Regions from separate parts of the Mus musculus genome. Here region 2 is linked to region 1. Evidence: chromatin loops called from intact Hi-C (ENCODE). Cell type or tissue: left cerebral cortex. All regions are shown on one strand. Each heading gives the region's core, and the rest is flanking DNA. Links, peaks and the distances in the headings are about the cores only.

Evidence for each region. A loop is a pair of places that touch in the nucleus more often than their neighbours do. Peaks named below come from ENCODE experiments on the same cell type or tissue, not always from the same donor. Only the 100,000 strongest peaks of a DNase experiment are listed, where the experiment ranks them.
Region 2: a loop joins it to region 1, with 3 times the contacts of the local background. A loop is called at or near these places in 2 of 42 quality-filtered maps.

What each region holds. Positions count from the first base shown.
Region 1 is chr9:95,700,372-95,715,618 of GRCm38, forward strand. Trpc1 (transient receptor potential cation channel, subfamily C, member 1) reads right to left here. Exons shown (of 13, transcript NM_011643.4): 10 at 9,745-9,920; 11 at 8,275-8,476; 12 at 7,830-8,024; 13 at 4,711-6,596. The coding sequence ends at 6,369. It overlaps Gm39407 (a long non-coding RNA gene), which reads left to right and starts at 6,537. Exons shown (of 3, transcript XR_871033.3): 1 at 6,537-6,618; 2 at 7,259-7,345; 3 at 8,230-8,316. In left cerebral cortex, for the core only: a CTCF peak has its summit at 8,754 (motif pointing right); DNase peaks (open chromatin) are centred at 4,274, 5,187 and 9,842; H3K27ac peaks cover 474 bases.
Region 2 is chr9:95,485,844-95,501,090 of GRCm38, forward strand. It overlaps U2surp (U2 snRNP-associated SURP domain containing), which reads right to left. Exons shown (of 28, transcript NM_001357974.1): 3 at 14,845-14,976; 4 at 9,992-10,090; 5 at 7,860-7,974; 6 at 7,255-7,388; 7 at 6,481-6,548; 8 at 5,539-5,633; 9 at 5,425-5,457; 10 at 5,248-5,330; 11 at 4,247-4,412; 12 at 3,857-4,068; 13 at 2,903-2,946. Among named protein-coding and RNA genes, the nearest start is that of U2surp, 19 kb to the right of the region's middle. In left cerebral cortex, for the core only: a CTCF peak has its summit at 7,756 (motif pointing right); a DNase peak (open chromatin) is centred at 9,392.

The DNA.
Region 1 (15,247 bases), core at 4,174-12,173:
GCAGCATCCAGGCAGGCATGGTGCAGAAGCTGAGAGTTCAACATCTTGTTCCAAAGGCAAACAGGAGAAGACTGGCTTTCAGGCAGCTAGGACACAGCTTAAAGCCCAGGCACACAGTGACACACTTCCTCCAGCAAGGCCACACCTCCAAATAGTGCCACTTCCTGGGCCATGCATATTCAAGCTCCCACAAGTACAAACACACTTAAAGCCATTTGCTCTGTTTTAACACAGGGTCAGACTATGCAGGTTGGCCTGCAACTTGCTTTGTAGCTTAGGTTGCTTCAGCCTCCTGAGCATGGAGCTTATACACACGTGTTACCGTGGCTGGCTGAGGGAACCTACGACTGTGTAAGCATGGAAGTATTCACAGGTAGTCCGACAACTTGTAATCAGAGGAGTTTGGAACACACACAGAAAGGTACCTCTTGTCTATCTTTTGGCTGAGATCACACACAGACACTTTTATAGAGGCGCTTTAATGTTATAATTAAAATTCTTGATTTTTTTTCCCCCTTTGGTCATTTGTTTTCCCTCTTAAAAAGCAAAGTGACTTTAAAAGGCTAACATTTGATTAAATAAAAACTAGAAGTATTGTCTGTTACTTGAAAGATGTCTACAGTATACTGAGAGTGAGACTCAATCAGATGTCAGAGACAGAGCTTTTGAGAACAGAAACCAATTAGGAAAACTTATAAGCTGAGGCTCTATACATCCGACACATCTGAAAACAATAATATCAGTGGTTACATGATTCAAGGAAGAGCCTCCCGGGTGAGGAGGGGGATACTTGGGTTCTTGTGCACAGTATATCGCTAGAAGAACTGTGGCATAGAATGAGAAAGGCAAATAGAATCCTTTCTGAGATCCCTTATGGTCCCAATCCTTCCTAAACAGTCAAGCGTGGCAACCAAACATTCGAATATCTGAGCCTATTCTCATTCAAACCACCACACTGGCTCATCTTCCGTCTAAGCTACCTTTCACCCGTTGCATGTGGGTGTAAAGAATATGAACACATTTGAAGACCATAAAGGATCTCATACCGAGTCTAATTAGTGCTGCCTTTATGCACATGGTCATGGGAGCCATCTATTGGGGAGGGGTGGAGGACGTCCCTGTGGCTACACACCTAATAAAAAGTTTCTCATCCTCTTTCCTCCAGTAGCCATCGATCGTTCTTCCAGCAGGGTGGGGCCTCTGGAACCCCTCCAACTCCTTGCTGGAATTTGTGAATTGTCTTGATCTTGCGCAGGTTTCCTGTAAGGACCCACAACTGCTTTGAGTTCATGTGTGAACAGCCAAGTGCAGAGGACAGCATTTCCAGCACGCTTCCCCAGGCTTAGGCTCTTACATTCTTCTTGCCCCTCCCCTTTCCCACAGTGTTCTCTGGGCCTGTATATGGGGGGTTGGGGATTGATATAGAAGGTGCATTTATGGCTGAGTATGCACACTTGCTTATACTCAGCACTTTAAACAGTAATGCATCTTTGCTTTAATCACTGCGTTGATCACTACCCACTGTAGTACGCGACCAAGGTAACACCCATAAATAGTCTTACCATTGTTAGATCTTGCCTGGCAGATGATTATTGTAGCATGTAGGGTCCAACATGGGCTAAAAACTGGATAAAGTCGATGAAGCAGGGTCTCTCTTCTCTGTCACTGCAGCTAGCCAGCCTAAGCAAGCTTCCAGAGGAAGTCCTCTGTCCCCCTTCTGTCCCATTTTATCGTTTGAATGCTGGGATTACAGACACATGCCACTGTGCCTGGGTCCAGTTTTTGTGTGGATTCTGGGTATCTGAAGTCATCAGACCAGCGAGTACTTTTGCCTGCTGAGCTATGGATCCCTTAAATAGCATTCCTCATGGGAGACAGCAGAGAAGGAATTGATTGCAGGATGAAAAGAATGGAGCTTGTCCATAACTTGGATTGCCTAGGCCACTTTAAAAAAACATGTTTAAATTTTGTGAGCCAGAGAGAAAAGAAAAGGAAGAAAGGAAGAAATTGAGCACACGTATAGACACACAGAGACATCACATACTTTGGTTAGGCCCAACCACCTATCTCAACAATTCCACAAGTGTTCATGTATACTTACATAACACACATATGCCTACACCTATATGTGTGTATGTATGTATGTATGTATGTATGTATGTATGTATGGATAGATAGACAGACAGACAGATAAATATATACATTTAGTAGATGGGACTGAGTTTCAAATGCCACATTTATTTCTTCTTTCTGGCAATTTATACCTTCTTAGGCAAAAGTTCTTCATAAAATCACCTCATAGATAAAATGTTACACAAAGGGGAGTTACAGAGGATGTCTATAGTAAGTTCAAAGCAGTGTTTCATTCTATAAGCTCATTATAAGCTCAAAGCAACCGTTTCACGTGGCCTTGCTTTATCACAGTGCACACCTGTGGCCTCATCCTTGGACTTGACCTAGAATGAATGTTTTTCCTTAATCACAGATCTGTCCCCAGTCTATTTTCTTCACTTGCAATTATAAAAGCTCATTTATTCCTTATTATGCAGCCTTTACTTATTATTCTATGAGGAGAAGATATATTCTATTCTTGATTCTTTATGACATCTTTCTGGTAAAACAGCTAAGACCAACTTCTTAAATTTTCCTCTTAAAATTATTTGACTCAAATAAGGAATGCTAGAAATTAATTCATCTAGCATTAATAAATGAAAGTTCATCTTCATGTTGATCTGCAGGAAATTTTCCCACTAGGGTGGGTTGATGTCCAGGAATCATTAGGCTATGTAGTAATGGCAGGGAAGTCATATCAGCAGTGAGAAGCAATCCTGGGACAAAGTCTCTGAGGCTCTGCCTCTCCAGAGCACATCCATTGCAGCCATGCAAAATGGTGGGCCATCTCCAGGAAATTCACTTGCTTGCCATGGCCTTTCCTAGATGGCTTTGAACAGTTGCTAAATCATAACTTCATCCTATTAGTCTCTAGATTTGATGTAATTCCAATCCGAATGTCAATTTAGTTTTTGTTAGAAATTGACCATTCCATGTGTGAAAAAGCAGATAACCTAAATAGTAAAATTCATTTTGAAAAGTATATTATGTAATGGTAATTATCTATGGACTCCATCATTGTGCTGCTGTTAGATGCCAGGTAGCTAGTCTTTCCTGGATATACATCACAGATCACTTCTTTTGTAGCAGCAAACTAAGGTTCCTGTTGTTTTCTTAGTTTTTGTTTGTTTGAGACAGGGTTTCTCTGCATAGCCCTGAACCAAACTCAATCTAGACCAGGCTAGCCTTGACCTCACAGAGATCTGCCTGCCTCTGCCTCTTAAGTTCTTAGCTCTTTTCATCATAACTGCATTATATAATTCTCATCAGGTTGACACAAGCATAATTCTAATACATTAAAATTCATTGTTCGAAGCAGGGGTTCACCATGTAGTTCTGGCTAGTCTACAGTTTGTCATGTTGTCAAGGCTAGCTTTGAACCCTAAAATTCTCCTGCCTTATCTTCCACCAGGCTCAACTTAAAATTCATCATTTTTAACAAAAGCAGTTTTCTGAGTTGTGCAGTTGATCTTCTTTTATAGATCCTATGAACCAATGATTTGACTTTAGTTTCTAATGGTGTGTGTGTGTGTGTGTTTGTGTGTGTGTAGTGTTGTATAGGAGTATGCAGCCTATAGCCTTTGTGGCTAGCTTGTATCACTTTTTAAGATTCATCTGTGTGATGCAGATATCTCCAGTGTGTATGTGTGGTAGCTTTATGTGTTAACTTGCCTAGGACTAATTTCATTTCCCAGAATCCTTCGTGTGCTTCCAATTAGGGTGTGAGATCTGAAGTGACATAGCAGCTTTTCTGTTCTTTCTGCCGGGACTTTTCTGACTCACATATGCTGATTCATCTTGCTGATGCGGGGCAGCTGCACCTTTCTTTGGTCCTCCTTTCAGCATTTCAGATTCCTAACCCAAAGGTATGCCTACCAACACACTTCCAAAGGAGAGTGGCAAAGGCAGCAGTATTGCCACAGGATAGGACAGCAGAAGGCTGAAGGCACACAAAGTATAGTTCATCTGAGTCCATTTTCATGGCTCTAGGGAAGATCTAACAGTAAGATGGTATTGCTCCTAGAAGTGGCAAGTGTTGCTGAGTGTCTGATGTTGGCAGTTTGCATTTTAAGCCTTTGTGATCATAAGTTAAAAAAAAACACTAAATTTTATAGATGGCATATAAGTTATGTCTCAAATATTTTCCTCTGTGTATGTGGGGGTGTGTGTGCAGATACTGTGTGACACAGCATGCATGTGGATTTTATAAGGCAACTTGTGGGAGTAGGTTTTCTCTGCTGTGTGGGCACCAGGGATTGAACTTAGGTCATCAGACTTGGTGTAAGCACATTTCCCCTACTGAACTATCTTTCCATCCCTATAGTATCTCAGACTTAAAAAGTAAATGAGAGGCTGGAGAGATGGCTCATTGGTTAAGAGCACTGGTGGCTCTTCCAGAGGACCTGGCTCAATTTAGTCCCTACATGGCAGCTTACAACTATCTGGTACTCCAGTTAGGGGTCCCAACACCTTCTGACTTCTGTGAGTACCAGGCACACACATGGCACATACACATACATGCAGGCAATATACTCTCACACATAAAATAATTAAAAAATAAAAACCAAATAATCGTAAAATGCTCAAGCTCTATCAAACTTATGATCTAATGTCAACTTTTATTCACTTTTTTCTTACAATATGCTGTCATTCAAAATATACCCCATCAGTTACTCATGCACACATAGGTACTCTATAAATTTTTTAATAATTAGGTATTTTTTTAGAATGACTAAAAATCCTGATGTAAAATCCCAACTTGGAAGCGCATAATCCCATTGTAGACAAAATATATAATTTTACAATAAACATTTTTATAAGAATTTGCCCAAAAGAGGGAACACTTAAACCTGAACATTAAAAACAAATGTAAAAAGCAAGATGAAAGCTAACACTAGAATCCTCAGCTGCCCCAGGGTAGGTGGTGCTCACAGACCAGGGCTGTCTGCACTCTGGCCTCAATGCCGGCTCACATTCACCAAGCGCTCTTCAAGAATGTTCATGCGACAGCTGGGAAACCTTCAGTCACACCCTCACATGAACACTGAAAGGCAGTCAGATTCTCTTTCTATTTCAAATGGAATAAACAGTGCTTTACATCTCTAGCAGCGAGCACGAGGCCCCTTTTGTGGAAGCTATGGTAGGCTCTGAGGAAAACACTTTGCAAGAGTTGCTCAAGAGCCTTCAGCTGAAAGGAAAGCAGCTTTCCTCAGGGCTCCAGGCCTCTCCAGCCAAGCCCACTGTGACCAGCATGTGACCACATGAATGGTGACAAGCAGCTTCAACTTTGTAATGGTGAGTTTTACTCCAACTTGGAAACGTAGAAGGAAAAGCTAAACTAACCAAATACCTAGAGAAGTAGCGTTGCAAATGTATAAATATGAACAAATATTCTATGAGTAAAAGATGGCTACTAGTTTTCAAAAATCACAGACTTCTATAAATACTTGAACATATAAACTACCTCAATATAGAGAACTAGATATAAAATAATGTGTCAAAACAAAATTAAAAATATAAAATTATTATAACCATGTAAAAGTAAATATAGTACACTACAAATACCAAGATGAATTTAGATAGACATAAATAAATAAATTTTTTCCAAGACAGGATTTCTCTGTGTAGTCCTGGCTATCCTGAAACTCACTCTGTAGACCAGGCTGGCCTTGAACTCAGAGATCTGCCTGCCTCTGCCTCCTGTATGCTGGCATTAAAGGCGTGCATTACCATGACTGGCTTAAATTCAAATATTTACTAGAACTTTTCTCTGCTGCTTAAGATTCTAACAAAAGAAAAAATAGGGTATTTTAGATGAAACTATACTCCTAAGCAATATACTGAACTCTGTGTGAACTCCTAAAACAAGAGATTTAAACACCATGAGCTCTTCATTTCAAGTGTGTCTTAAGGTAGCTGCATTTGCTGATCTTTGTTTTATAAAATGGAGTGGGCCATGTGTACACTGATAGCTGCCCCTCTTAAACATGATGGAGTTAAGCACTGACCAACTAAGAAAACAAAAGAGCATGCGAACAAAACGGGTTTGCTTCTACAAAAAGCCATAGACAGGTTTTAAAAAACTAACTCTATATACATATTTTACATGACATATATTTATGCTATAAATATTTAAAGAATGGCTTTTGTGTAATTGTTTATGCCCATATAGATCTTAATTGATTTAATTGCAAGTATGCAAATACAGTCTTTCAGATCTGTTATGGAAAATTATTTCTACAACATTTAGAAAATGGTTAATTTCTTGGATAAAACATAGCATATTTAGAAGTCCGAAAGCCAAGCAAATCCCTTATTTCATTTCGGAATTTTGACAGATCTTGGCGCAGTTCATTGAGGTTCTCCACGGTGGCCTGGTCTGTGCTCTGCATCTTCTGTCGCATGGACGTCAGGTAGCGGTGCACCAGGCAGCACATCACCTTCTGGTAGTTCTCGTCTCTCTTTTGCTTCAAGTTTCTCCACTCCTTCAAAACAAGCAACCATATGGTAATTAATGACAGCAGAACAACATATGTGTATGTACAGTCATATACATGTAAGAACATGTATACACACACACATATATACATATATATTTGCAGTGCCTGGGTGTGCTCAGGGCCGCAAGCCTGCTAGACAAACATCTGCCATCATGTCATCCTTCAGCCCTAGAGACAATATTTAAATAATAGAATCACAGATATGTATTTTCAATACATTTAGAGGATAGTTTACTTTGGAATAAATCATACTCAGTATATGCTTAAGATAATATAGGCTGCATATCTGTTTCATTCACTCTCATTTAGGCTGATTTCACTGAAAAAGCTTAGTCTCAGTGATGCTCGGTCTACTGCAGAGACACATAAACTGCCATGAGAGACCCCTAACTATCCCTGTCTCTCTTACTGTGTGAGTAAGCAAGGGTTTACAGATGAATCTCTGTAGTGATTTCATGATGGACAACTTGGTTTTCAACTCTAATTAAGCAAAAATTCAACCAGACCACAGGGAATTCTGTTTTCCCTAGTAACCTTTTACAGTAACTGCTACCTACTGATATATTTTTAATTTCATCTATAAGTTTCTGGAAATTTTCTCTTATATAACTTCTGAGATGGTGTTTTCTGTTTTGTTTGGTTTACAGAATGTGAAATATTTATTGTCTGGTCTTTTAGGAAACTTACCAATCCATGGTTTACAAGAAGCACACATTGGATAAGAAATACACTGAGTAAGTTTCAAGACCTAAAAACAGTATGAACTAATAATCGTTCCTTAAATCTATAGTGAAAGTCTATGGGAATGGAGTTCATGTGTTAGGGAAACTTGAAAACTAAAAAAAGAACCAAGCCAACTAAAAAAATCCTTAGTTCTATTTTGTATTGTCAATTATTTATTGAGTTTTATACGATATAGTAAATCACACATTAGGCATATAAGTGAAACAGGTCAGCATAGCTCTTATCAACCCTGCATATCTGCACTGTGAAGCATCTGAGCTGGGCACGGCCAGACTTAGCTGGCAGCAAGCACCCACCATCGCAGCCCATCATAGGCACACACAGGACGCAAATTGTAGACCATCCTGGTATACAAAGCCAAGTTCCATGCCAGCTACATAGTAAGAATGAGGATCAATAAATAAGACAAAGAAAGAACTACAATTGAAATGAACAGTTGTAAAACTGTGGTGCAATTCAAAGCTCTAATCTCACCTTTAAACTGTTTTGACGTTTGACCTTGCCTTTCGAGGTATGCGAGCAAATCCATTTACTGAGGCTACTGATCATATAGCAGATCGTCTTTGGAGAAGGAATAATGTTGAAAGGTGGGGGCAGTGTACATTTGTCATCAAAGTAGCTAAGCCATAGCTTTGCTCGAGCAAACTTCCATTCTTTATCCTCATGATTCTATGAGGAAAAGCAGGATAAAATAAGAACGGACACAAGCTGAATGCATATGGGAAGGTTGGTGGAGATACTGATTAAAACTGTCTGTATGTTACCACATCTTATAGACTAAAAGAATTGGTCAAAGATGTGAAGTTGCTAGACATTATATTTTTAAGTCTATATTTAATTTTAAAATATTATTCATAGATTCTGTCATCCTTAGTTACTTGGTTTCCCACATCTCATGGGATGTGAAGACAGCACTTACTGCTATCAGCTGGAAGCTCTTGTGAAGCATCGCCACGAGCAGCTTCGTCAGCACAATCACAACCACAACATTGTAAGTTCCAACAATCACAGCTCCAACGAAGGACTGCAGCTCTTCCCCATAGCTAAACCTGGTGACAAAGATGGCCACGTGCGCTAAGGAGAAGATGTACCAGAACAGAGCAAAGCAGGTGCCAATGAACCTGTAAGGGCAAGTACATTCTCTTTAAAAAGGAAATGAATTAGCAAGAACAGATAATGCATTTATGTCAAAACTATATACAGGAACCATTAGTAATTCTTGTATAATACATTATAAAATATTTTTTGTTTTATTTTTATTTTCACAGTATATATAGTCTTATTTTTAATGTTATTTTTATTTTATGTGTGTGTACCTGAGTGTATGTATGCATACCACATGCATGCAGAATCCTGTTGAGGTCAAAAGAGGGCACCAAATCCCCTGGAACTGAAGTTACAGCTGTGAGCCACCAGGTGGGTGAGGGAAACCAAACCCAGGTCTTCTGCAGTAAGTGCTCTGAACCACTAGGACATCTGTCCAGCCCCTAAAGATTTTATTTTAAATGAGGAAATATGTGCAAAGATATCATTCCTATTTAATTTCTTTTGCTGCCTTTCTAGTCCCAATACAGTAGTCCATGGGGTATCTAGTTAGATTCTATCAGTCCTCTACTTCAGCCTTCAGGTGACTTTAAATTACAATAGCTCCAAATCATTACAATAACAGCAAGGTCTTACATGATCACCCCCACTGCCTGTCTATCTTGGCCAGCCCAGAAATCTTATTCATTAAATGAGGGAACACTTTGACACATGATAAGAACACGCAAATATACAAGTCAATACTTGTCTGTATTTTATTTAATGACGAGGAGAGTAAGACTGGGGGTGTAACTTTGGTGTTTAGCACTTGCCTGGCGTATACATACCCTGGTTCAGACAAGCCCCCCCCCCAGCACTGGAAAAGGAACCTAGTGGAGTATTCTGTCTAAATTATAGTGGCTGTACCATTCTTTATGATATACCAGGGAACTGGTCCTCAAGCTCTAATAGTCCTCAACTGTAAACAATGAAAACATGAGTGCTCTGGGTTGCACTGGTAACCAAGAGTTGCTACATGTACTACTAGTTTAAAGGCAGAGATGCTGAACATTCTAATATATGGGATGGACAGAAGAAATTTCCCAAAGTGTTAAGAGTGTAAAAATGTCAAATGTCCTCTCTTCAGACAGATTTCAGTAGAAAAGACACATAGAATGATTTGGATCTACTACTTAAGATCCTATAGGTAAAGATGATGAAAATGATTCAAGAAAAATGAGCATTTGTTAATGCTTACAGACACTCAAAAAGGATTTCTTTAAAGAACAATTTAAGCTGTGTTTGTGTAATGAGTAGCCACACAGAACTCAATAAAGTCCATCTAGTAAACTCTGAAGACACTCACGAGTGGAAGGTGTCATTGCTTTGCTGTTCGCAGAAGATGCCCACACAGTCCTTCTGCTCTTTGGAAGTGTACCCTTTGTCATAGAGCTGAGTCAGTCCAATCGTGAAGGAAAACAGAACAAGGAGGAACATTCCCAGAAATTTCCCAAAATCTTGTAACATCTGTCCCATTGAAATCTGTGGACACATCACATGGGTGTACATTAAAACTGTTGGGAAAACTATGTGTTAAATATGAAATTACCCAGTAGTAAAAGAAAAACAAACACATGATTCATAAGCCACACCCTTTATTTAGCCTGGTTAAATTTCAATATGTTATGTTAAGAGCATCAAAGCTCCAGCTGTGGGAATACAAAAAATAAACCCAACAACCCCAGCTACCTGACAAAAGCCATTGTATTATAAACCATTACCATGAGTACTAAATACACAGCTCCTGTCACACACAGTCTTCAAAGGGTATCACTGCTGTGGAGGGAGAAGAAGGACAGAGATCTTCATCTCCTCGTATTTGTTGTTGTTTTTGAGACACAGACAATCTTGCCATCAGACTCACAATCTTCCTGCCTCAGCTTCTCATATGCTAGGATTATAGGCAAGCATCACCATTGCTGGTAACATAAAGATTATCTAAAGGCCAGTTAGCAGAGATAAAAGGAAAGGACATCTAGTGATTGCCATATGCAGGGATCCATCCCATAATCAGCTTCCAAATGCTGACACCATTGCATACACTAGCAAGATTTCGCTGAAAGGACCCAGATATAGCTCTCTCTTGTGAGACTATGCCGGGGCTTAGCAAACACAGAAGTGGATGATCACAGTCAGCTATTGGATGGGTCACACGGCCCCTAATGGAGGAGCTAGAGAAATTACCCAAGGAGCTAAAGGGAACTGCAACCCTATAGGTGGAACAACAATATGAACTAACCAGTACTGGGGAGCTCTTGTCTTTAGCTGCATATGTATCAAAAGATGGCCTAGTCAGCCATCACTGGAAAGAGAGGCCCTTTGGACTTGCAAACTTTATATGCCCCAGTACAGGGGAACACCAGGGCCAAAAAGGGGGAGTGGGTGGGTAGGGGATTGGGGGGGTGAGTATGGGGGACCTTTGGGATAGCATTGAAAATGTAAACAAGGAAAATACCTAATTAAAAAAAAGAAAATAAATGCTTATATTTATGTGGCTTCTTTTTGTTTGTTTGGGTTTTTTTTTGTTTGTTTGTTTGTTTTTTTCGAGACAGGGTTTCTCTGTGTAGCCCTGGCTGTCCTGGAGCTCACTCTGTAGACCAGGCTGGCCTGGAACTCAGAAATCTGCCTGCCTCTGCCTCTGCCTCCCAAGCACTGGGATTAAAGGCGTGCACCACCACGCCTGGCTGTTGAGAGCTCTTGATCCTAGTCATTATCTCCTGAGAACTTTAAAAACAAAGTGTAAAGGCTGTTCTAAGTTCATTTTAGTGAAATTTATTTCAAACAATACAAAAATCCAGATTTGGTTTATTTTCGCCTTTAAGTTGTCTATTAAGGTTGGATGATTATAGCATTCGCAGCTACAGGCTTTCTACGTCTGGGATTGCTATTAAAATGATATTTGTCCTATTACCCTTCTCCTTAGTCCATATTTGTTTCTTCTTACAGCAGATTTTCATCACCTATTGTACAAAGAAATTGCGATGTATATTTTCATGTAATTTGATTTTGGAATTTTGTCACCTTATGTAGTGAATTCTTCCAAAATATAATTTTTTTCCAATAAAAAAATTTATGTGGCTTCTTAAAGTTTACAAATAGTAAATCATTTTAAAATGAAGCCTTTCATCTGATTTTGTAACCAATTCTCAGCTAACGCCTAAAGGACTGCGTCATCATCCAGACATCCAGCCCTTATTCCTTTCTAGGAGTGACATCTTTCCCTCACCTCCCTGCTGTGCGACTGCACCCTCTGTGCAAGCTGCTCTAGGAAGTAATTATGTCGAGGAAGCAATCGCCATCTTTTGTAACTCTCATGGGACAATGAGAGACTTTATTCAAGTCTAATTTCATTTTTGTTCCTACTTCTTCAGTATCTGAAAATTAGGTATTTTTAATAAATCTTGATTTTTTTTAGATTAAGGAATACTTTGACAGCACTTCTTAACATTTATTATGCATCTTTTAAAAAGATTTATTTTTATTTTATGTGTAGGAGTATTTGCCAGCATGTATGTGTGTGTAAGCCACCATGTAAGATGCTAAGGTCCCTACTAAAACAGCAAGTACTCTTAACTGCTGAGCCATCTCTCCAGTTCCTGACAGTACTTTTTGAAGAGGAATTAGCCCTAAAAGATAGCCAATGGGGAGAAAGTACAAAAGGGTCCATCTACTTTTAAAAAAAGTATCATTGACAGAGATAGCAAAACGTAGAACATTCTAAACATTGTTTAAAAAGAGTGATGTATATTTGTATATATTATATATTTACATGTTCTGTGCTTGCATAGAACACTTATAGAACATCACATAATAAAAACAGTACAGGCTGAGTGTGCCCATGCACGCCTGTAAACCACAGCACTAGGTGTGGTATTTACAGGCGAGTGACAAAGCTCCTTTATCCCACTAGAGTGAGCTGGCTCCTTAAGCAGAAGCCCTGTGAGATGCACACTGCGGGCTCTCTCGGGAGCCCTGGCTGCAGCAGTGACTAAGCCACATGGTGCTTTCAAGCCTGCACCGCACTCCTCTGGCGCTCTAGCAGAGTGAGGACAGAAGAAACAGGGAGGGTTTAGAATCGCCAAACCCAAAACGTGAGAAAAGAAGAGACACATTTTCCTTAATGCACTGGCAGTGACTTTGGTGGGTCACTTAGGAAGACAAAGTCATTCATTCACACTGTGACTATTCAGAATAGGACACCAGAGTCAGCAGGGAACGCACCAAGGCAGCAATGAAACAACTGCCTGTGACAACTTCAGGAAAGACGACCTTCGAAGACATTTGCTGCACTGTTCACTTATTTAGAAATAAAGTTTTGAAAGTGACCATTTATAATGATATAATTTTAATTTTCAAAAATTGTTTTAACATACACAAGTTTTAACAACACAACTAAGTTTAAGAAAAATAAGTGTAACCAGTTTGAATATCAAGGTGAGTAATACTAAAGGAGATCAGCAGAGACTGACATTAGTTCTTGCATGTTACAGAACTAAGTATAGTACAGAGACATCTCAGCAGTGCGCTCGCTGGCTTGAATACTGAACTTGTATGTGATGGGCAAGCAGCAAAACCAGCGAAATGGTTTGTTTGTTTGTTTGTGTACAGAACGGTCATAGCATTATGCATTTGTAGATATAATAACATATGAAAGTGTAAAGAAATAAAAAAGAAAATTAAGCTATCAATACTGACATTTATAAAGGAGTTAATTGAATGTCAAAAAAAATGAAAATAAAGCTGGTATGCAGCAGAACACATGGTCTGTGCAGCACTGGAGGCTGAGGCAGGAGGACTAGAATAGAAGGAGGTCTAGGGACACGGGCCACCAGGAAAGTGCCTGCTCTACAAGTATGAGAACCTGAGTTGAGATCCCCAGTACCTATGAGAAAATGCTAGGTCATCTGCAAGGATGGGGGAGACAAAGAGAGACATCTCCAGAGCTCACTGGCCAGATAATTCAGTCAGTCAGTGAGGGCCGACTTCAGTGAGAAATCCTGTTTCAAAAGATAAGGTACAGAGAGCATCAGGTGTCAGGGAAGACACCTCAGGACTCTATGCATGTGTGTGCATGCAAAGGAACACATATACTTTAACTGAAAAAGGAAGGAGAGATGCAGGAAAGAGGCAGAGACAGAGAGACATGCACAGAGATTCACACACACAGAAAAAGAGAGACACACACAGAGAGGATCATAGGATACTACTATGAACAACAAACTGGATAGTCCAAATAGACAAACAAATAACTATAAATATATAACCTACCAAGAATAACTCATAAAGATATAGAAAGACTGTAAATAATATAAAATCCTGTAATTGATATAAAAATTAACCCAAAAATAACAACCTCTCACCTAAGAAAAGCCAAGGATTAGGTGACTCCAATGAAAAGCTCTATAAAATGCCTTTTAAAAATTACAAGGGGACTGGAGAAATGGCTCACAACAAGGAGGGCCCACGAGAGGATGGTTAAATCTTTCTCAGAAGGGGAAACAAAATATATATCAGATGTTGATGGAAGGAGGGAACTGGGTAGAAGAGGGGATGGGGAGGAGAGCGGGGCTGGAGTCAGACAGGGAGAGCAGGGTAGAGAAGGAGAAGCAGCGGTGTGGAGGAAGCAATCTCTAGGACATGTCAGAGACCTGGGATGGGTGGAGGTCCCAGGGGGTATATGGGGGTAACTCTAGCTGAGACTCCAAGCAACTGGGTGATATAGATATGGAAGTGGTCACTTCTTCTAGCCTAGCAGAACTCCCAGTAGGGGAAAAAGGATAACTCAACCATAAAACCTTTGATCCTAAATGTCTTCTGCCTACAAGAAGTGCAGGGACAAAGATACAGCACAGACAGAGGGAATGGCCAACCAGTGACAGCCCCAACTTGAGACCCATCCCATGGGCAAGCAGCAATCCTTGACACTATTAATGATACTCTGCTATGCTTGCACACAGGAACCTAGCATAACTGTCCTCTCAGAGACTCCTCCCAGCAGTTGACCAAAATGAATGCAGAGACCCAGAGCTAAACATTAGACGGAGCTCGTGGAGTCTCGTGGAAGAGTTGGGGGGAAGCATTGAGGGTCCTGGAGGGAATATTAACTCCACAAGAAAACAACAGATTCAACTGACCTGGACCCCTGGGGTCTTTCAGAGACTGAGCACCAACCAAAGAGTATACTTGGGTAGGACCTAGCACTCCCCCCCCTCCCTACCCCCCCGTCACCCCATGTAGCAGATGTGCAGCTTGGTCTTCATGTAAATCCACAACAACTGGAGTAGGGGCTGTCCTTGACTCTGCTGCCAGTCTGTAGATACTGTTCCCCTGAGGAGCACACCAGGGGACAGCACACCTCAGTACCCTCTGCTTCAGTTCTTGCTTTAAAGTTCCTGCCTTGACTTCCTGCAGTGATAGACTGTGATGTAGAGCTGTAAGCTAACATAAGCCCTTCCCTTCCCAAGGTTCTTCTTTTGGACATAGTGTTTTATCAGAGGAAAACAAAACAAAACAAACCCCTAAGAAAGAAGCTGGTACCAGGCTGTGGGGTACAGCTGTGACACACCTGACTGTGTTTGGGAGGACTGGGGTGGCACTGACCTGTCTACGTCTTTCATGTTATTTCTTCCTCTTTAGTTCTTTAGTTCCTCTGGGCTTTTTTCTTTTTCCTTTTACTCTGTCTTTTTTTTTTTTTTAAATAATTTAAAATGCCAACTTATGTTCTTTGTTGGCTTGTTAATGATAACTGCTTTATCTCATTGATTGCCTTAGGGCTTACAACACCCATCTTTACTTTATTACTGCCTATT
Region 2 (15,247 bases), core at 4,411-12,410, 210 kb before region 1:
GGATTGGGAGGGAGGGAGGGAGGGAGGGAGGGAGGGAGGGAGGGAGGGAGGGAAGAAAGGAAGGAAGGAAGGAAGGAAGGAAGGAAGGAAGGAAGGAAGGAAGGAAGGAGAGGTGAAGGAGAGGTGAAGGAGTGTGGGAAGCCACAACAGCCTGATAGTAAGATTTAATTTTCTATTTGCCACTTAACATTATTTTCAAAATGCAAAAAATTAAAATTATAAATCACAACTAATTGGATAGCTGCAAATACATAAATTCAGCCAACTTACAATTTGCATGTTACAGCCATCTAAAAATGTACACACTATGTCTGTTTTAAGAGAAAATATTCCTAATACAGTCACTTTCATGATATTGAAATGTTATAACCATAACTTTAATTTACAAAACTGCAAAACTAACAAATTTAAGATCTGATTTAATAAAAGACCCATCTAAATTACTGTGTTTCTAATACACACATACCAGATGGAGTTTTTACTAAATCTGACCTTTAATGAGGCAACATCCCTTTGCTGCACACTTCAAAATTAGTTTAGAATTCCTAACATGTAATCCTGCTTCTATACTATCAACCAATGAAAAATTATATTGCAAAGCCATTAGTGAATGAATTCCAAAACATGGGACATGGTGAGGTACCCACTCTCTGTAATGCTAATCTTCCCATATTTAAACCAAAAAGATATGAGTAACTTTATTAAATCACTTTATTGGTTGCAGTTATAGAAAGAATTTTTTTTAATCTGAAAATCTTTAACAAAGATTCAAAATTATTTTCTGACACTGACTAATGTGTCAGCTTAAATATTCATACGCTGCTCTAGACTTCTCCTTCACCAGTCCCCAAGTAGTTCAGAGTTGGCAGGTAAAGCGAAAGGATATTGGCTCACAGTGAAGAACACATAGACTGTATCTTACGCATTCTCAACTCAATTAAGTCCATGTAACTGCTAGAATATAAATAGAGTTATAGAAGACAGATTTGGGTAGGGGGAGTGAAAGCGCTCCATAATAATTTGTTTCAAAGTATCTGACCGTGAAATAATCTCAGTTATGAACTATATTTTCTACAGTTTTCAAACAAGCCAACTTAAATGGACACTGATATGTAGTAGAAAAAAAATAATTCTAAAGACCAAAAAATTACATGGAGGTTTAAATTTTTACAAAGGGGAAACTATGTATTTAGAACTACCAATTCAACTTCAAATTGTTTAAAAACAAATCACTTAATTTTAACTTAAAATTTATTTTCCTTCACAATAGTATTAACTGCTGTGCAGATATGCAGTACTGCTCCGTAGTAAGAAAGAACTGTCAACACCCATGCAGCTCGTGACACTGTTTAGACAGGGGCCATGCAATTGTCACTCAGTTCTAAAACCCCCATTGCTATAAGGCAAAGCCAAACTCAGGGAAGTTTTATGTGCAAATCATAAAACATGACCATTGACCAGGTGGACAAATGTTATAGATACAGAGATTTTTATCAATATAGTCAAACTTGACTTCATTAATTTAAAGAACATGAAAAATGATATATCAAGTTTAAAACCAAAGGATTCATTCTAATAGTAAGTCAAAACTTTTCAGCAAAATGTAATTTTGTTTAAAAATAAGCTGTGTCACACATAAAATTCCTAAACTTGTTTTTTGTTTGTTTGTTTTGGGTTTTTTGAATGCTAAAAAAATACTTTCCCTGTAAACATTTTAACAGTGGAAAAATAACCCACTATAGTATTAAACAGGCTTGTAACTAATAAGAACCTATCTTCATTAAATTACAAGTTTAAAGGAACTTTTAAAATGTTTCATATGATTATTTAAAATCAAAATGTGACAATTAGTTGGTGCTGACTTGGAATCAAGAGGAAGGCATAATCATACTCTTCCCTTAAGGATTATATAATTTTCTTATTTAAAAAATTACTTTTTCTATCAAAACAAAACAGTGTAGTACAAAAAAATGTTCTATTTTAAAGTGTATTATTTTATATTTAAACAGTAATCATCTTATTCTGGGTAACCACAACAAAAAGAGGCCTCTCAGTTAAAATAAAAAGCACATTTATTGGAGTCGATCGTACCAATGTCTGGTAAACCTGTATACTTTCCCAATCCATCCCATGATGCCTTCCTGGTCCCCCGCTGCCGCAGACAGCTCAGCTGGTGTTGCTCACCAAGGCCAATGTCAAAGAGAATTTGGAATTCTTTTGTGTTCATTTATTATTCAACCAGTGTTGTGTTTCTGTGTTTGGGAAAAGGCTGAGCTTGACTGAGCAAGAGCATACCTACATGATTGTTCTTCATTAGCAGTGTATTAAAAAGAAAAAAAAAAAGAAGAAGAAAAGTAATAAAAGAGATCCAAACGCCTTTACTATGACTAAAAGATCCTAATACAGCCAGTGTCCATGAAAATAATTAGAATTTCTTCTTAAAATCAATTAGAAAAAAAGAAAAACAATACGACTGCACCTCCACTAAGATCTAAAACCAAGGTTGCATATTTAAGGCATGTAATCCAGATGTTTATCCAAGATAAATAAAGTGGGTCAAATTGTAATATTATCTAAGCTTTAAAACTCATTTTACTTATATACCTATTTTCCCTTCACAATAGTTTCAAATTAGCAGACCAACAACTCCACATTAATTTATTTAAACATTCTAATTTCTAAAGGTATTTAAAAACTCTCTAAAATGAGAATAAAAAACAAAAGAAAAGATGACATAAAATTGCAAAGTGTACTAAACTTAATTTTTACACATCCCCCAAATGTAGTGGGAAGGAGCCATTGCTCAGTCAAGATATTACCTTTTCCTCAACACCAGTTCTTTTCAATTCAGAAGGGGATATTGTCTATATTTAGATCAGTAATAATAAAGAAAAACATGTACCTTTCTGTTGGGATAACCACTTTGACTATGGCTTGCGACAGAGTCTGTATATGAAGTCACATCAGATAATAAACATAGAATATGTGAGTATTGTTAACAAGTAACAAGCAAAAATATACATATGCATTGAAAACACTACACATCTAATCACAAGTTCTGCAGGCAATCACTGCATTTGAAGTAATTATACACTAAGCAATTACATAATGCAAATGGATGTGTTCACAGTGAACAATTACTGTTCACCAAAGGCAAAAGCATAGAACATTCCTGCTAGAATGCACATCAATGTACTGAAACAGGGGCTACACTGACAATTAGCAGATAATTAACTTGTGAACTAATTAACTGTCTGCTCTGACCACACAGTTGGTTACTTTGTTCCCAAGCCTTTAAAACCAGCCCTGGCATTTCAAGTGTAATCAACTCATAATAGAACCAACAAATTCTTATAACTTGAAATTAAGTTGGTTTTATGTTTAATAAAGAAAAATATTCACCCTTTGTTTTTACTAGATTAGTTAACTATTTTTGAAATATCATATATGCTACTATATAGTCTAATAACTCAAGACCTTGAAAGCTATGTTAGTTTGCTGTCATCCAAACAATTTAACTATTTAGGTGGGCTTTCTTAATTGAAAAGTCACTTAACCAAATAAAAACTACCATGTTCTCAAAACAAAGTAAATCCAAACACTGACTACAACACTGGGGGCGGGGGAGAGGGTGCGCTTACCGAGTGCTCAAAAGGGAATGGCAGCCACAAATAAAAATATTAAATATGACCTAATATTTCAATACAGGGTTTTCATGGGCTAAGGCAGGGAACATATTTACTTATTTATGAGTTGCCAGAGTAACACATGTCTATAAAAATTGTTGAAAAGAAACACTACCACAGATACAGTATTTACATATCAGATGCAGTCCTATGTACATTTTTAAAATTACCTTCTCGAAATCCTCCTTGTTTTTAGGTGGTGGTAACATGGGAGCATTGGGGTTTTTTAATCGCTCTCTAGGCTGCGCATTAAAAGGCAGTCCGGATGGAGGTGGGGGGAGCGTGTGTTCCATCATAGAAGGCGGAATGTATATTGGATGTGGAGGAATAGGCACAGCTTTACCCCAACCTAACTTCATTTCAAAAGACATAATCATTTTTCCTACAAAAGAAAAAAAGAAAGGAAAAAGGTTACTTTGACAAGCTCCAGAGAAAAAGTATTTCTGAATTAAATTTCCTATGTATATTTTCCAATTTGAACCAATTCTCAGAGTTTTTATGGCTAATTTTCTACACCAAAGAAGTACCTGACTCCTACAAATGGACACTAAGGACTTTACCGTTTAAGTTCTTTAGAGCTCTTTCAGCATCTCTTCTGTTCATAAAAGCCACAAAGCCACAGTTTCTTTCTCGTGCTCTTTCTTCATCAGTTCTAGGCCACATAATTTTTACACTAGCTAATGGTCCAAATCTTCCAAATTCTTGGCACAGCATTTCTTCATTCATCTATTAAAAGATCAGAGAGTTTGGTTATGCAACAAAAAGGAAAGGAGGCGCTAAGAATATTATGCAACCCAGAAAGCAAAATCATTTTTAAAAGTAGAAAGCAACATATTAACCCTACAGTATTACACTCAAAAACTAGAAACTCTACATTGGCAAAAAACCCTGCCATACTGGTGCATTTGAAGTACTTTCATATTAGAAGCCTTCTATTTTATTTAAATAAGCAGTTAGGGCTTGGCGTCTTAAGAGCTACTGGAACCAAAGGCATGTCTGATTTCTCTTCCTGTTTGAAGATCTTGGGATCTAAACACCTATGCAATCACAGCACAGGAAGATGGGAACCACAAGGAGCCCCAGAGGAGAAAAGGAAAAGAGGACCTCCATAAGAAAGCAAGCTACCTATCAGGAGGTGCCTCAAGAGTACAAACTAGTTACTAAGGAAGCCACATCTTCACAAATGTACAGGAAACAATTCAGATCCAACTAATAAGCCCCAAGTTTTCAAAACAATTAGAAAATACCATCTAATTCCATCAGATTTGTCAAGTTCAAAATCTTTTTTTTTAAAGATTTATTTATTTATTATATGTAATTACACTGTAGCTGTCTTCAGACACTCCAGAAGAGGGAGTCAGATCTCCTTACGGATGGTTGTGAACCACCATGTGGTTGCTGGGATTTGAACTCAGTACCTTTGGAAGAGCAGTTGGGTGCTCTTACCCGCTGAGCCATCTCACCAGCCCCCCAAGTTCAGAATCTTAATTTTATCTAATTATCCAACAACAAGAAAAAAAATGAACATAAGCCAACATTCATTTTATTTTCCTTATATTACCTGTGGATTAATGTTTCCAAGGTATAAATTTGTAGTGCTGGGATCTCCTACATCATGTGAGCCAGGTGCATAATCATCAAGAACTAGAACAAGGAGAAAAAAACAAGTTACACCCTGCGAAATACAAAGTTGAGACAATTCCTAATTCTTTAAAAAGCAAAAAATCGGTATTACCACCAGACGATCTATTTCTTCTTGAAGGCACATCCACTTAAAGGGGGGAAAGAAAACAACTCTTAGTTTCTAGGACAATAAGTCATAAATGTGTGCACTAAGATAAACATCACTTACTAGAACGTCGCTGACCATCAGAGTCTGACTGAGGAGGCTCAAACCGACTTAACCTGCCTTTTGTTTTATGTCTCTCATCACGTTCTTCCTGAATTCTGTTGAAAATAATTATAGTTAGCTAAGAGTACACCACAAGTTACTCATATTTAGTAACAGTTTCTCTAGGTATTATCTTCAAATAATGTGATGTGTTTATTTGCATCAGTAATAATTATAACCAAGATTAGTGAGCCCCTCAGTCACAGAGCAGGAGTGATGGCTCTTAGGGGGAAAGGAAAGTCAACATAAACCACTACTTACGCTTCTGCTCTTAATAGATTTGATGACACCTAACTTGAACCCCACTGAATAAACAGGATTCCAGACAGAAAATAAGCATCTGAACTAAATCTATACATTACAAACAGATATAGACACTGAATAAATGCTAATTGATTTTCAAGCACATCCTATCTATTGTAGCTTCAGAAAGCTCACTTGCAAGCCAGCAGATAACTAGTATATGTACCAACAGCTATAATTATCAGTCCAATATGTCTACGATAGAATTCTATTTTTAAAGATTTTATTTTATGTATGTGAGTACACTGTTGTTCTCTTCAGATGCACCAGAAGAGGCAGCAGATCCCATTACAGATGGTTGTGAGCCACCATGTGGTTGCTGGAACTAGAACTCGGGACCTCTAAAGAGCAGCCAAGTGCTCTTAACCACTGAGCCATCTCTCCAACCTGATAGAATTCTTCCTATAAAACTTACTGTTTTGACAGGAGTGGTGGTGCACGCCTTTAATCCCAGCACACGGGAGGCAGAGGCAGGCAGATTTCTGAGTTCCAGGCCAGCCTGGTCTACAAAGTGAGTTCCAGGACAGCCAGGACTATACAGAGAAACCTTGTCTCAAAAAAAAAACCAAACCAAACCAAAACAAAACAAAAACAACTTACTGTTTTAGTTCTTCTTTGAAAAGTTCCAAATTGCTTTTTTTCTTTTCCTTCTCCCCTTTTTTCAGTGGCTATAAAGAATATAATAAGTTATAGTTGAAATAAAAAAAGATTAAACAAAATTTATGGTTTTTGAGGTGATAAGAATTTCTGGAAACACAAAAATGGCATTTTTTTTAATAACCTTGAATTTATCATCTAATTGTGAATTACATAGCAATAAATCTGCTTTTTTGTTTGTTTGTTTTCAGAGGTATCTTGACAGCCACAAAAGAAAAATCCATCTCACTATTTAATGTAATCATATTTAATTAACCAATGTGGCTCCAAGTGACCTGATCCCACATTTATCAACCTATTATCTACCATAAAATTATTTCCAATGAACAAAAAAACTCTATGATGAGAACTTATCAAAATAGACACACCAATTCCTAATTCTTAAAAGGTCCCAAAACCATCCCGAAAAACATGTACTACATGTTTAGGATCACAATTCAGAACTGTTTAAAAGAAAACAATTTTACTGTACATTTACAACTCAACTTTTGACTGCAATATATAATACGTACATAGTAACAAAGGTTCAAAGACTATCATTACCATGTTTTAACCTAATCTATTACCGCTTATCTAGATGAACTACTGAGTTAGACAGCATCAAAACTCAACACCTACTTCAAGACTTTAAGAAATTTTGTATAGTAGATGCACTCAGAGTACCAATAACAATGCCAAATTCTAAAATCACTGCTCAATTATGTAAGAATGACTTACGGGTTTTTTCGTCTCTATCACAAGAAGAGATGGCGGCCTTTCATTGGATGACTGATTTGGAGGATTTTTTTGATCTGCAAACCTTGAAGATGGTTTATAGATTTTACCTCTTTTTTCATCTGTTTCATGTTCATCTGAAATTTAAAATAGTAGTTTATAAAACTAACTTCATATAATTTTCTTAAGAAAATTATTAAGTATTAAGTATTTTTAGTATTTTAGTATTAAGATTTGAATATAAAATTAAATTTACATACTACCACTCAACCTGAAAAAATAAAATCACAATTTGACCACTTTATAGCAAAACTATAAAACATTAAAAATTCTGTAACATAATTCACTTTTTTTAAACTTGAAAGGTACTAGTTATTATTATTATCATCATCATTATTACTATTATTATTATCTATTTCATACAGTCCCACTAATCAAATTTGAGTCTTAATTACTTCATATTTGATCATTTATATTGTTTATTAATCTAACCACTAGAGGGTGCTAATAGAAAAGAAAAGTGATAATTCAAAGTCAAATGTCTTCCATAATTAATCTGTTATCACATTATCCAAGGGTTGTTTTCAAAGCCAGATATTGGTACTTACCTTTAGCTGCATTAACAACCCCGCCTCGAACAAACGTTTTCACTTTATTACCATCACTTCCTTCAAAAGCAGCAAGAAATTCCTCATAAATTTCGGCCGCTGCCTTCTCATCCTCCTAAATACGTAACGAAATATTAGTTACACAAGAACTGCTGTTTGGGTATGGTTTGACTGATTCAGTTTGCTTTGTTTTGAGAGAAGATTTCACTGTGGAGGCCAGGCAGACTTGAACTCAGTATCCAGACAGGCTGGCCTTGAACAGAGATCTGACTGCCAAATACTGTCTTAAAGGCAAATGCCAACACAGAGAGTGGAAGCTCACCAGTAATGAGCACTGGCTCTTCTCCCTAAGAACCCAAGACCCAGCACGCACACTGCAGCTCACAACCACCTCTAATTCCAGTCCTAAGGGACCAACCCCCTCTTCTGACCTCTCTGGATACCAGGCACACACATTCAAGCAGACAAAAACACCCATATACAGAAAGAAAAAGAAACAAAATACACAAACCTCTCCCTTCTCAAATCTAGTATCAAATACTTGGTGGACATTACATATTAGCCATGATATGCTATAATTTAGTAATAATATTACTAAATGCTAAGTAATTCAAACACAAAGGCTTTGCTCCTTTACTAGAAATTGAGAGATGCAGACAAGAACCCCAGGCAGATAAACAAGTCAATGTATTTAAAGGCAATCAAGAACCAGACTACAGGACAAAGGACTAAGTAAGGACAGATCCTATTGCTGTTAGAAAGTTCTCCAAGGCACGATGACTTAATTCATCAAATATAAAAATTTCCTTCTCAAATAATCAAAGATACAATAGAAACAAAGCCACAGAATATCCTCCTGACATGGCATTTAAAAAAGTAGAATTGACATCACCATCTAAATATCCTCAAATATGTATGAATAAAATACCAAGCTGAGAATGGTGGCACATGCCTGTCACTTCAGACGTCAGACAGGAAGACAGAACTCCAGACCAGCCCGAGCTGTGTAAGACACTACCTCAGAAATAGAACACATAAGAAAATAAAAGAAGCCTCTAGTGTCAGAGGGAAACAAACAGACTTTCCCAGAAACAAAACTGGCATAATTTACTGACAACTAATTAAGAAGATAGAACAAAATCAAAATTTTTTGTATTATATAAGATGAAAAACTGCATGAAGATTACATTTTAGGAAACAATCCTAGGAATTCAAAGGGATTCTCCTGGGAATACAGATGCTAGAAGAAAATACAGGGAAATTCCTCTATAAGCCAGAAATGGAAAAGAAAGGAAAAGCTTGGTTAAAAACACAGTAATTGTAAGGAAAGACTGACAACTGATTATAAAAACAGTTTTTACATGGAAGAATAAAACCAGAAAGAGAATAAAAAGAAATAAAACGGAGGTAGGGGGCTGGTGAACTGCATTGCCACTATAGGAATTGCAAATTCAAACACTCAGGTATCATTTTTCACACTACAGACTGGCAAAAACTCCCCCAGTATAATCTGCTACTTGTGGGTGGTGATATCACTAACACATTACAGATAGAGAACAAACTGTCCCTGCCTGACAGAGAAGTACAGAAGAACCACATTTATTAATTTACCATTCCAACAATTTCCCTTTCAGGAATATGCCTCAAAAGGCAAACTAAAAGAAAACCAAAATGCATCTGTGTATATAACATTATTCATAACAACTTTACTTGCAATATAATGTCCAAAGAGCAAAACCACAAATCCCAATAGGATTTTACAAACCTATGAAGCTTTAAAAAGTTCAATGTTTCAATCCTACAAGTAATCACAAAGATATAATATTTAATTTAAAAAGGTAAATGGAGAAAAGTACCCTCACGCTATTGCATTCATCTAAGGGAGATGGGTACACTACAGTGGTGCATGCACACACAAACACACACTCACACTTTGACAACAAGAACACAACATCACACAGAGCTATAGATAGAGAAGCTAAAGCCAAAATCATGAACATTTGTTGTGTTAAAGACTTGACTCCTGTGTAGATGCAAACATCAAGAAGTCAAATTCTTCAGGAAACACAGCTGCTACTGCTCTCTTACACAGTCACTTCTAAGTATAACCTAAAATACACTCCAAACATTACCTTTTTCTTCAGTTCCTCTTGTTCCTTCTTACTTAGGGTTCGCTTTGCTGTGCTCATTTTTCCAATACTGAATGCTTTAAGCTTGTTTTCTAGAAGAGGCTATAAAAAAAAGCAAAGAGATTATTTTGTCGTTACATACAAATTTTACTGTTACCTATAAGTGTAACGTACTTTAATGATAACTTCATCTTTAGAAGTAAAGTACCCATGCAAAGAAAAACTGGCACACTCCAAACTTAGATCTCAGGCATCATTCTAATGTAAATAGATAGTAATTAAGGGATGCTTTTTATTTCCGAACTCAAAGTCAGTTACAGGCAAGAGCCATTTTTTAAAGGGAAATAAAGGTTAAAAACCAAAGAAATAAAAAACAAGGCTTAGGAGAAAAGAAAGCACAGAGGAGGGCAAATAGACACTGCAGGAAAGGCAGCAGCTATGACAGGAAACACCCTCAAATGGGAGGATTAAAATCACATCACATCCGTAATTAAGTACCTCATTTATCAAAAACACTGATATAAACATAATTTCATTTTTTATTGAGAATGTACCATCTACTTTGCATTCAGATTTCAGCATATATAAATCTTTATAATATTTTTGAATATACATGATCATTCCTAATCTGAAAATCTAAAATCTGAAACACTTAACACCACAAGTGGAACATTTTATATCTGATCTCAAAGAACAGGTTGCAGTCAAATTTCAGGTGTAAAATACTGTGCAACAAATTACCTTTGGGCTATATGTGAAGCTATACATAAGAAAGAGATGAGTTTTATGTTTAGTCTTGGGTCCTATGCCCAAGATACCTCATGTATATGAAAATATTCCAGAAGTCAAAATCTTAAATAAAAAAAGGAAAAAAACAATAAACATGCCAAGCAGTTCAGATAAATGAGTCAATTTATACAAGAAAACTGTGCCTGGCAGCACTAAGTAAACACACTGGGTTTAAAGAATAGAGTGGGATTCTTTCTTCCCTCTTCCTTCCTGCCCCTGTCCACTGCCATCTTCACAACACTGCCAAGCTAAGATGTGGACCAAGCTCAGGAGCTGCCTCTGTCTGATAGAGCAGCTCTCAGCCTCACAGAAGCTTCTCCTTGCAACAGTGAGAGACCACTGCAGAAACTACAACTGTTCAAAATACAGGGACTAACTAACTAACTGATTGAGGGGCACTAAAACACAACTGAAAGAGCAGATCTTAAGAGCCAGAGACCAGGAAGTCTGCTGATAGACTGTCTCCTAGAAATGACAGCCATGAAACCTTATATGGCTGCCTAAACATGACCTGAAATAACACCACCAACAGACATGCTAAAGTGGAAGAAGGAAATCTCCAGTGGCCCTACCTCTAGACAGAAGCCAGGCAACTAAAGACTGCTGAGAAGGAGATTTAGTCTTCCCCAGGGATGAGGCCCACAACTGGTTATACAATACCAAGAGGAAAGCCCTGAAATCATACATACACAAGCAACACTAAAACAACTCAGCAGCTTGTACTTAGTCATTTATGTGTATATATGCATATACATATATATATGTACACATATATATACACACATATCAATAATAATAAAAGGGGTGTGATTTGAGAGGAAGTCAGGAGGTGGGAACACAGGAGGGGATAGAGGAAGGAACTAGAAGGGGGAAATCATGATATAATTTTATTTAAATTTTTAAACATTAAGGAAAAGTACATGAAGTTGGGGGGAAAGGGGGATGTAAGAGGGATTGAAAGGGGAAGAATGGAGGGTGGATTTGATCAAAATCCATTTATATAAATGAAATTCTCACGTATTTTAAAAGAATTAATTATAAAGACAGGAACTCTTAATGTAGACCAGGATAGCCTTGAATTCACAAAGATCTTTTTTTGTTTGTTTGTTTTTTGTGTGTATGCATATGAGAGACAGGGCTCGTGTGCCAGAGCATATGTGTGAAGGCCAAAGAACTTAAGCTAGCTAGTTCTCTTCAGCCATCATGTAGGTCCCAAGCAGCAAGCTGGGGTGTCAGGTTTGATGGCAAGAACCCTTACAACTTGAGCCACCTAACCAATCCAAAGAAACATTTTACTGAAGCCTTCATTATTACAATTTAGAAAGTTTCCTTCTAAAATCTGATCTAAATAGTCTATAGGCCTTTAGTTGTTTCATGTTACTCGGGATTCACAAATGTAAAAGGTAGGGCAGTTAATTAAATACAAGCCTAAAATACTGAAATCTTAAGTTTTTCTCTTCCTTACTAAAATAAGAAGCTAACAAAGTACTTTGGAAGGATATTATGGTGAGAAACATTGAGGCCACCTATTTTGAAGGTTACATTAAAAGCCCTCTGTGAAAGATAATCAGTTAATAACACAAAAGTCACTTCTCTTTCTCTCTCCCTCTTTTAAGATTTCTATTTTCTGAGTGTTTTGCCTGCACATACTCAGGTGCACTATGTGTGTGCCTGGTGCACAATGAGACAGAGGAGCATGTCAGAGCCCCTGGAAATGCAGTTACAGAGAGTTGTAAGTCACCTGTGGGGTACTGGGAACTAAACCTACAGTCCTGGGCAAAAGTGCTCTTAACCACTGAGCCATCTCTCCAGCTCCAACAATCAAATTTTCAAACAGATTCAAAATCATCTTTTCCTCAGAAAAGAAAAAATGTCTTGCCATCATTCACTGTAATTATAGTTAGCTTCAAATGAAGACTACGTTGAAACTGAAGGAAAAACACAATTCTAAGAAACTAAATGTATAGCCAGGCATGGTGGCACACACCTTTAATCCCAGCAGTCGGGAGCCAGAGGCAGGCAGATCTGAGTTCAAGTCAGCCTGGTCTACAGAACAAGTTTCAAGACAGCCAGGGCAATAGAGAAACCCCTTCTCAAACCAAGATGGAGGAAAAATAGAAGGAAGTAACAAAGAAAGGAGAAAGAAGAAGAAAAAAGAAAAGAAACAAAATTTGCATGCTCAAATTTTTGTTTATAAATCCAAAGAGAAATGGCAAAAAAAATTTACTGAATGTTTATTCAAATGAAGAATATAATCTTTTGTGTAAAAACTAAGTTTTGCTGAATTAAAAATACTTAAAAAAAAAGTTATTTTAAGATGTGTTCCTATGGGATGGGGGAATATGTCTTTAATCCCAGCAATCTGGAGACAGAAGCAGAAGATCTTTGTAAATTCAACACTATCCTGGTCTATATTAAGAGTTCCTGTCTTTAAAAAAAAAAAAATGCCGGGCATGGTGGCGCACGCCTTTAATCTCAGCACTGGGGAGTCAGAGGCAGGCGAATTTCTAAGTTCGAGGCCAGCCTGGTCTACAGAGTGAGTTCCAGGACAGCCAAGGCTACACAGAGAAACCCTGTCTCGAAAAACCAAAAAAAAAAAAAAAAAAAAAAAAAAAAGGATAGTCAGTGTTTAATGCTGGCTGGCTGATGACTTAATATTTTCTGATTTTTTTTTCACAAGAAATTTTAATTTGTATACTTTAAAATAGTGCTAGAAATTGAACCTAAAACCTCACACATGCTAGACAAGTACACTAACCTGTATATCAACCTCAAGAAAATTTATTTTACATAGATTTTAGAAAGCCAGAAGACCTGAGGGAGGCGCTGTAGTAATGAGCCCAATTCTCAAGGGCTGGGGAAACTGAAACTCAGTCAGTAAAAATTCCACTGCCACTGGCGACTCAGCATGGAACCCCAGCACCTATGCAGTAGAGGTCGAGAATGTGTCTGTAGCCCAAGCACCACACATCTAAGGCCCAACGGCTAGCCAGGCTGGCAGAACAGAAGAGCAATTCTAGATTTGGTCAGGGAATCAGGTTCATAATAATGTGGAGTGATTGAGGAAGATGCCCAATGTTGACCTTTGGCCTCTACTTGCACCTGCACACACATATGTGTATAATACACATACAAATACAAAGGACTTCTTTCTGTGTTCCTGCCTGTCCTAGGACTCCATTTATCCAAGTGACTAACATCTACTCTTGTTTGTTTTCAGAGCGAACATAAGCTCTCAGAGCACTAGGAATGCATCCTTTTTATACTGTGCATATACATGCATGTTGTAGGTAGGTGGATGTGCATGCCAAGGCATGTGTGTAGTTGTCAGAAGACAACTTTGTAAAGTTATTTCTCTCTATCCACCTGCACACAGGCTCAATGAATCCAACTTGTTTCTAGGGTTACACAGCCAGCACCTTTCTGAGCAATTTCACCAGATCCAATGATTGTCTTAACTGCCTAAATGTTTCTTTTTTGTTGTTTTTGGGTTTTTTTTTTTTTTTTTTTTTTTTTTTTTTTTTTTTTTTAAGACAGGGTTTCTCTGTGCAGCTCTGGCTGTCCTGGAACTAATTCTGTAAACCAGGCTGATTTCCAAGCTCAGAGATCTGCCTGCCTCTGCCTCCCGAGTACTAGGATTAAAGGCATGCACCACCACTGCCCAGCTGCCTGAATACTTCTAATAACTCAATAAATATGACAATAATCACTTTACATTCAAATGTTTATTTTTTTAAAAAATTTAAAAATTAAACACCTTTAATGAAACATCTAATATGAGCTACACATTTTTCTTTCAATAAATGGGAGTTTATCATTAATAAAGAATATTAATTTCACCAGGCGTGGTGGCACACTTCTTTAATCCCAGCACTCAAGAGGCAGGGGTGGTTCTGTGAGTTTAAGGCCAGCCTTTATTACAGAGCTAGTTTCAGGACAGCCAGAGCTACGAAGTAGTGGGATCCTGTCTCAAAATATCGAAAAAAGAACTAAGTACAAACCACCATATTCAATCAAGGTCAGAGCAAAACCGTCAGCCGTCCTTAGTCGTCTTCAGCAATACTCACTCTTGAGAGATTCTGATGAGGAGAATCGCAAAGGCTTTCGCGGGAACTCTCATTCCTATAATTGTGTTTTCTTGGGCTTTTAGGTCGTGTTCGACTTGGCATATCACTATCTGAGGGTCCAGATGCATCCATCTTCAGATAAAGTTTTAAAAATGGTTTCAAATATGACATCCACAGTACTAAAAACTAGAATTAATCCAAAGTGTCTACATACTGACAAATTTCACTATTATCTAAAAACACATTACTAACACTACCAAGTTCATAAGTAAATTCCTTAAGAATTTCATGAACTCTGACTTGCCCTTGAAAGCTCAAATATCACACTGGGAACATTTGTTACTCTTGAAGTAACAGGTTCTTTCCTTTAGTTAAGAAAATATCTGTCAAATACCCAAGTCAG